Regions from separate parts of the Mus musculus genome. Here region 2 is linked to region 1. A link is a contact called in ENCODE Hi-C or POLR2A ChIA-PET data. All regions are on one chromosome and are shown on one strand. The core of a region is the stretch at or near the end of the contact, and the rest is flanking DNA. Distances in the headings are between cores, read along the strand shown.

Evidence for each region. Hi-C counts contacts between places; a loop is a spot of excess contacts on that map. ChIA-PET counts read pairs that join two places held with the same protein, here RNA polymerase II (POLR2A).
Region 2: POLR2A ChIA-PET joins it to region 1 with 16 read pairs in Patski. The contact joins the enhancer-like site here to the promoter of Zzz3 in region 1. A Hi-C loop is called at or near these places in 1 of 37 maps with a recorded cell type or tissue (gastrocnemius). POLR2A ChIA-PET finds 5 or more read pairs at or near these places in 2 of 5 experiments (Patski and embryonic stem cell).

Annotation. Positions count from the first base shown.
Region 1 is chr3:152,394,289-152,397,441 of GRCm38, forward strand. Zzz3 (zinc finger, ZZ domain containing 3) reads left to right here and starts at 1,715. Exons shown (of 14, transcript NM_001080755.2): 1 at 1,715-1,850.
Region 2 is chr3:152,762,100-152,765,252 of GRCm38, forward strand. The region is part of intron 9 of Pigk (phosphatidylinositol glycan anchor biosynthesis, class K); the gene reads left to right. Among named protein-coding and RNA genes, the nearest start is that of Gm40181, 7.6 kb to the left of the region's middle. Within about 2 kb of position 1,457, at least 1 of the 3 ENCODE cell types and tissues checked has a DNase peak (open chromatin) inside an H3K27ac peak, as active enhancers do.

The DNA of each region.
Region 1 (3,153 bases), core at 465-2,964:
GCCTTGACTATAGAAGCTTGCCTCAGCGAAAACAAGCTTCAAATCGCAATGCCTGTTTTGCCAACAAATGTTAGCAAGGCCATGGGTTGGGTTTCTCTCTTATGTTTACATATTAGTGCCGGGTGGTGGTGGTGCACGCCTTTACTCCCAGCACTCGGGAGGCAGAGGCAGGCAGATTTTTGATTTTGAGGCCAGCCTGGTCTACAAAGTGAGTTCCAGGCCAGCATGGGCTACACAGAGAAACCCTCTCTCGAAAAACCAACAAAACAAAACGTTTGCGTATTAGTGCGGTGGTACCATTCCCACGGAAGAGAAAGGGAAAGTAAACCTGTGGGGACCTTTATCGTTACAACCATCGTTCTCTTGGAAACGGATGACAGTCCAATAATGGCGCGCGCGTGCGTGCGTGCGTGCGTGCGTGCGTGCGTGTGTGTGTGTGTGTGTGTGTGTGTGTGTGGCTAGACAATGCTCCCAGCAGCAGATAAATTCTGACCATCCCAATAGTAGCTAGCCTATGCAGGTAGCATATTGCCTGGCTGGGAAATCGTGTTATTTTTATATCTCTGCCTATTGCAAGTCCAACACAGTTCAATAAAAACCATGGGAGGGTGTGCTGTGGTGAGGCCTTATAGACCCCACTACTAGGAAAATTAAGGCAATGGAGAGCAGTGTCTCTAAGACACAAGATGGCAGGTGTGATAGTCAGTATAACTATAATTGGTATTCTTTATTTTGGAGCAGATATTACTCTGAGTTGAATTGGAGACAACCAAATACAAGTCCACTTCTATGATCTAATAACTTACGAGCAATTGAAAAGAAACCACACTTACCCACTTCCTTGGAAAAACAAAACTGCTCCAGCTAAGGAAAACAAAGAAAGGCACTGAAGCCATACTGCACAGTTGCGAAGAGCCCCAGTTAATGGATTCTACCAGTGGACTTGGTATTTTTTGGAACACAATCTAATAGCCAAAGGGTTGCATGAGCGTCCCCACAGCTCAGAAGTGGTGGCCTATGGTGCTATCAACCCAGAGGAAATACTTATCCCTGTAACTGAAGGCGGGCATTACTTTGCTGCACTGCTAATACTGTATATTTGAAAGGGCGGTGTTATGGATTGAACTCAGAGCTTCACGTAGTTCCGGTAAGCACACGCTGAGCTACATAAATAACCAGTTTTCACTATGGGTTGAGCCATACTTGGTGCTGGACACAACTGTGGGCAAAAGCTAAGAGAAAAGACGCCCTGCCTTTAAAGAGACTTCATTCTTGGCGGGTAGTGCTGTTTAAAGGTACGGAAAATAAAAGCGGTGGAGAAGGTGTACTCTGGTGGGACTGCCGACGAGTCGCGGTGGAGCTGGGGAAGAGTCCTGCCCTAGGGAGGGAGGTGAGCAAAGGCTGGAGAGGTGGGCGCCTGCGTACTGAGCGGGCGGCGGCTGGCGCGGCAGTCCGGGGCGTCGTGCGGAAAGCGCCGCGGGGCCAGGCAAGGTCGGGACGCGGGCGGGGAGCCTCTCCGGGAAGGTAGAGCGGATCACAGCACGCAGCGGGCTGGGCCGGTGAATCCTCCCGCCCGCCGGCCGGCCGGGTCGGGATCGCTGCAGCGGCCGCGGCCACCAGTAGGTGGCGCGCCGAGCGCCCGGCTCCCAGCGTCTCAGAGCCGAGGAAGGAGGGGACCGGAAGGAGCCGCCGCTGCTGCGGGAAGTGGAGGAGCGGGAGGCGGGGACCCACCTGGAAGCGCCGCGGCGCCGCTGTGGCGCTTCCTGCGGCGGAGGGCGCTGGAGCCAGTGCGGCGGCCGACGGCGGCCACGCGGGCGGCGCCTCCCGGAGCGGCCCGCCCCACGCGAGAGGTAAGCGGGATCCCCGGGGCGCGTGGCGGGGCCGGCGCAGGGGCGGGAGCGGAGCGCGGAGGGAAAGGCGCGCGCGGGGCCGGAGCCCTTCAGAGCGAGCGAGCGCCGGGAGGGGGTGGCCGAGGCGGCGGCGGCGGCGGCGCCCCCACGTGGGCCGGGCGCGCGCGTTCGCGGCTGAGGGGGCGGGGAGGCCTGCGGAGGCGCCGGGCGCGCGCGCGGGGCTCACGTGACGGCCACGTGACCGGAGGCCAGGCCGGCTGAGGGCTAGCGCGGTCCTCCGTGGCGTCCGGAGGGCGGCAGAGGGCTGAGTTTGGCGTCCCGCCTTTCCTTCTCCCCTCAGACGACTCAGAGGAGGAATCCAGGGCGGGGAAGGCTTGCCTCTCCTCCCGTTTGCCCGCGGCCTCCCAGTGCGAGGACGAACCACACGTTCAAAGTCCCGAAGTAGTGATTAGCTTCCCCCACGCCGCCATGTTGGCTCCAGCGCACGCCCGCCCGCGAGATGCCAGCGGGTCGGTATCGCGAGATCTCCGGACTCTCGCGGGACCTGGTTGGCAGAGCGGTTGCGCTGGATGGCGGAGCCCCGGGTTCTCGGGGCCCTGGGACCAGTAACTCTTTTCCTGCAGGCAAGTTGTCGGGGAGGGGCCGGGGCGCGCGCCCGGGCGCCGGGAGCCTTCGTGCGCGCGCCTCGCCGTCGCCTGCGGCGGTGCAGAGCGGCTGTCGCGCGCCGCGCTCCTCCCGCCCCCGGGCGCCCGCCACCTGCGGAGACCTCCCCGCCGGCCGCTGCCCGGCGCTCGCTCGCCGGCCCGGAGGCCGCTGCCAGCCCGCCCCGCCCGCCGCCGCCCCCTCTGCCCAGTTACCCTCTCTGCAGACAGCTCCACTTTCCTGTCGCCTGTGGCTGCAGAATCTTCCCCCAGTCTCCCAACAGAACGCATAGCATCTCTCGTGTCCGGGCGTCATTTAGCCACCCACTTGTCTATTGGGAAGTTCTCCTCGTCACCCTGGCTGCTGACAGTAACTTTTGGCAGTGTTTGGGAGGCCCCCTCACCCCTGACAGTACCCGAGGTCAGAATACAATCCTTGTTCTGTACATGCTGATAAACTCACGTCGGTAGGGATTGGGGCTACCATTTTTGGTATTCTGGGGTGCCGGTTTTGTTTTGCAGAAAATAGTAGTGGGTTTGTTTTAACGAAAAATCCCGCTACTTCTTAAATTTGAGGTCGGTCATAAGTGTCTTCATGAGTCAATCACTTTTTTCTACTTAGAACAGCCACTCACAAGTCAGTTTACCATATTTGTTTTCAT
Region 2 (3,153 bases), core at 207-2,706, 370 kb after region 1:
TGAAAGGAATAAAGACTAGAAATAAGAGCCAGGAAAATAACACTGAAATGTGAGGAAGAAAACAGGAAAAATCAGAGAGAGAGAGAGAGTCTGGGGGGGGGGTCCATTATATTTGCTTAATGCTTAAACTAGAAAATCAAATGGAATAGAAATAGAAATAGCGTTAAAAACTGTACTGGAAACCTTTTCAGAGCTCAAGCAGAATGTGTGCATTGAAAGGTCTTATGTCGTGGGTACCTGAGAGGGACTGTCTACCCTGCCAATCCTCCAAGTATGCTAGGGCGTCACCTCAGCAGAAGCAGGGAGGAAGAGGCCTCCCGAGCCTCCGAGTGAGAAACGAAGATGCAGGAGTACAAGGGTAACAGTGCGTTAGGATGGAAGTCACCTAACTGGAAAGAACATCGAGCCAGGTTCCTGGAAACAGTGTGCAACCTGTGGAAGAGAACCAGTATTTCCAGGAAAGTTATGAGCGGTTGATTTAACCACTGTGAGACTGGTGAGCTACATGAGACTCAGTGTGAATTACACACTGTCTTTGAAACATTGTTGACATTGTGAAGGCATGCTGAAATACATAATAACTGATGGTGTCTCAACTTTCAAATGGTTCAACAAGAAAAATTTAAAAATTAGAAAATTGCTCATTTTTTTTCACAAGTTTTTTCTTTTAAAAGCTTTTTCTGTTGAACTGGCTCTCATGTATTAGAGGCTGCCCATAAACTCCTGTGTCCCTGAGATTGGTCTTGAACCTTGGTCCACCTGATATTACCTCCCAAGTGTTGGGACTAAGTGTTTTAATTAGTATATATATTTAATTAGTATATAATTTAATTAATTATTATGTATTAGTTGTCCACAGCAATGGATTTCATTATGTCGGTTTATGCATGTGCATGGTGTATGTCGGTCATATTCACCCCAGTTCTGCCAATCCTCTTCCCAGCTGGCTCCCCTATGCTTTCTTGTCTTGCCTTTGTCTATCAGTTGTGGTGACCCTGTGAGTCTCCTCAGGGCTGTCTGCAGGAGCGTGGGCGGAAGCCTGTTTACAGAGCATGTACACCTTATAGCTACAGGGCTGTGGAAATTCTGTCTCCTCCCCCATCAACTTTTAACTGCCTGTGAGTCCTGGAGAGGGTGGGGCTCCACGGATCCCTTGCTCTTCCCTGGAAGGGTCCTGACAGACCCAGCCTTGCAGTCCAGTGCAGATGTCAAGGCTGCTGTGGGTCTGCGATTGCCAAAGTCCTGTCGTATCCGGAAGTCAGCTTTCCACAGCTATCTCACTTCCGCTGACTCTTCCGTTCTCTCTGCTCCATCTTCCACAGTGCCCCCGAGCTTTGAGGGGCTGTTCTATATGTCCTAGGTATAGCGGGCGAGGTATTCAAACTGTCGTTTAGTTTATTCTCTCGACTTTGAGTAGTTATGAGTCTGCAGTCACTGCTGCCCACTGGAGGAAGAAGCTTGTCTGAGCAGCTCTGCGGGCATGTGAGCTCTGGAGAAGGCCGTTTGATAGGCGCGACTTGCATCCTGCAGCCCCTCTTCCCAGCTACAGGCTTTTGACCAGCGGAGAGCGTCCGAAGCGAGGTCCTTCCTGTGGCAAGTCCAGCCCCGAGGTGGGCAGGCTTCCCGCCGTACCAGTGCTCTCAAGCTGCCTGGCCGTCAGTGTTGGTACCCGGAGGGCGAGCTGCATGGCGCCCCCTGGCAGCTTCAGCCTAGCCAGCAGGGGGGAGGTTCCAGCCCAGCTGCAGCTTGCTTTCTCTGTGTCTGGGGTCAATCCTGTGTGATCTTGAGCAGCACAGTCTGACCAACTAGTTATGGTAGGAAACTAAGGGCAGTGGCCTGGGTTGTTTTGGGGTTCTTGGGAGCACCCATGGTCACCTCCTGAGAAGTGCCTTGCCCTGGTCCTGGGATTCTTGTTTAATAGGCTGTAACCTCTGGAAACACCTTTATTCATCCCCACAGGGTGAATATCCCATTCAAAATATTTTTAAAAATTGTTTTTTGATTAGCTTACCAAAATGTCAGCTTTCCATGTATCATTTCTTTCGGTTGACATCCTAGACTGTACATTCTGTCTGCCATCTGCTCTCGCTGAGTGAGACCATCGTGTCCCTTCTATGTCACACGGGTTCTGCTGTCTCCCCACCCCCAACTTAAAGATCATATTTCTCCTGTGATATAGATGTGTATATATAAAAGAGCTGAACACACATGAGAGAGTTAAGGTAATAGAATATTTTTCAGTTTCTTCCATTTCTTGAAAATCTCATAGTTTCAAGTTATTGGATGACTTGAATTCCATTGTGTGTGTACCTCATTTTTGTTGTTACTTGAGTTAATAGTGTCTAGGCTGACTGTATTTCCTAGCTACTGTGACTAGAGCGGCCGTGACCACAGATGTGCAGGTCTCTTTGGTAGGATGCAGAGTTCTTCGGGTGGGTGCCCAGGAGTGGGATGGGTGGGTCATATGGCAACTGTAGCATTTGCTTTCTTAGAAATCACCACGTTGGTTTTCCTTGTAGCTGCAGAAGGTTATATGCCCACCAACACCATTCCAATATCCGTGTCTTGCTGTTAGCCATTCTTCCTGATGTAGATGGAATCTCATTGTGGTTTTAACTGGTGCCTCTGTGATGACTAAGGGCACCGAGTGCTTCATGATAGTTGCTGGTCACTTGGGCTTCTCTCTGTTCAGTGCTTAGCTGAGTTTTGCTTGAGTTGTCTTCTGTGTTCTTCCTGACATCTGCCGTCTTGAGCTTTTGTATATCATGGATATTAATTCGCTGTTAGATTATCTCCTGTCTCCTAGGCTCTTTCTTCACCCAACTCTTTCTTTTGCTGAACGGAAGGGTTTTGTTGTTTTTGTTTTTGAATTTCATGAGGTTTCATTTCTCTCCCACTGGCCTATTTATTCTGCAGCAGGAATCCATTCAGGAAGTCCTTGCCTGTCTGTAGCTGGAGTGTTTGCCTGCTTTTTTCCTCTGACAGTTTGAGAGTTTCCAGAAACTACCCAGGAGCCAGTAGGCCCCTCCCACCCCTTCCCCCATATCTCCTCCCAACCCAACTCATAGCAGTGACCCACCCACTCTCCACCTATCGTGGCTAGAATCTGTGGCATTCTTCTAGACTGAATTAACTATCTTTTATGTTGCTCCT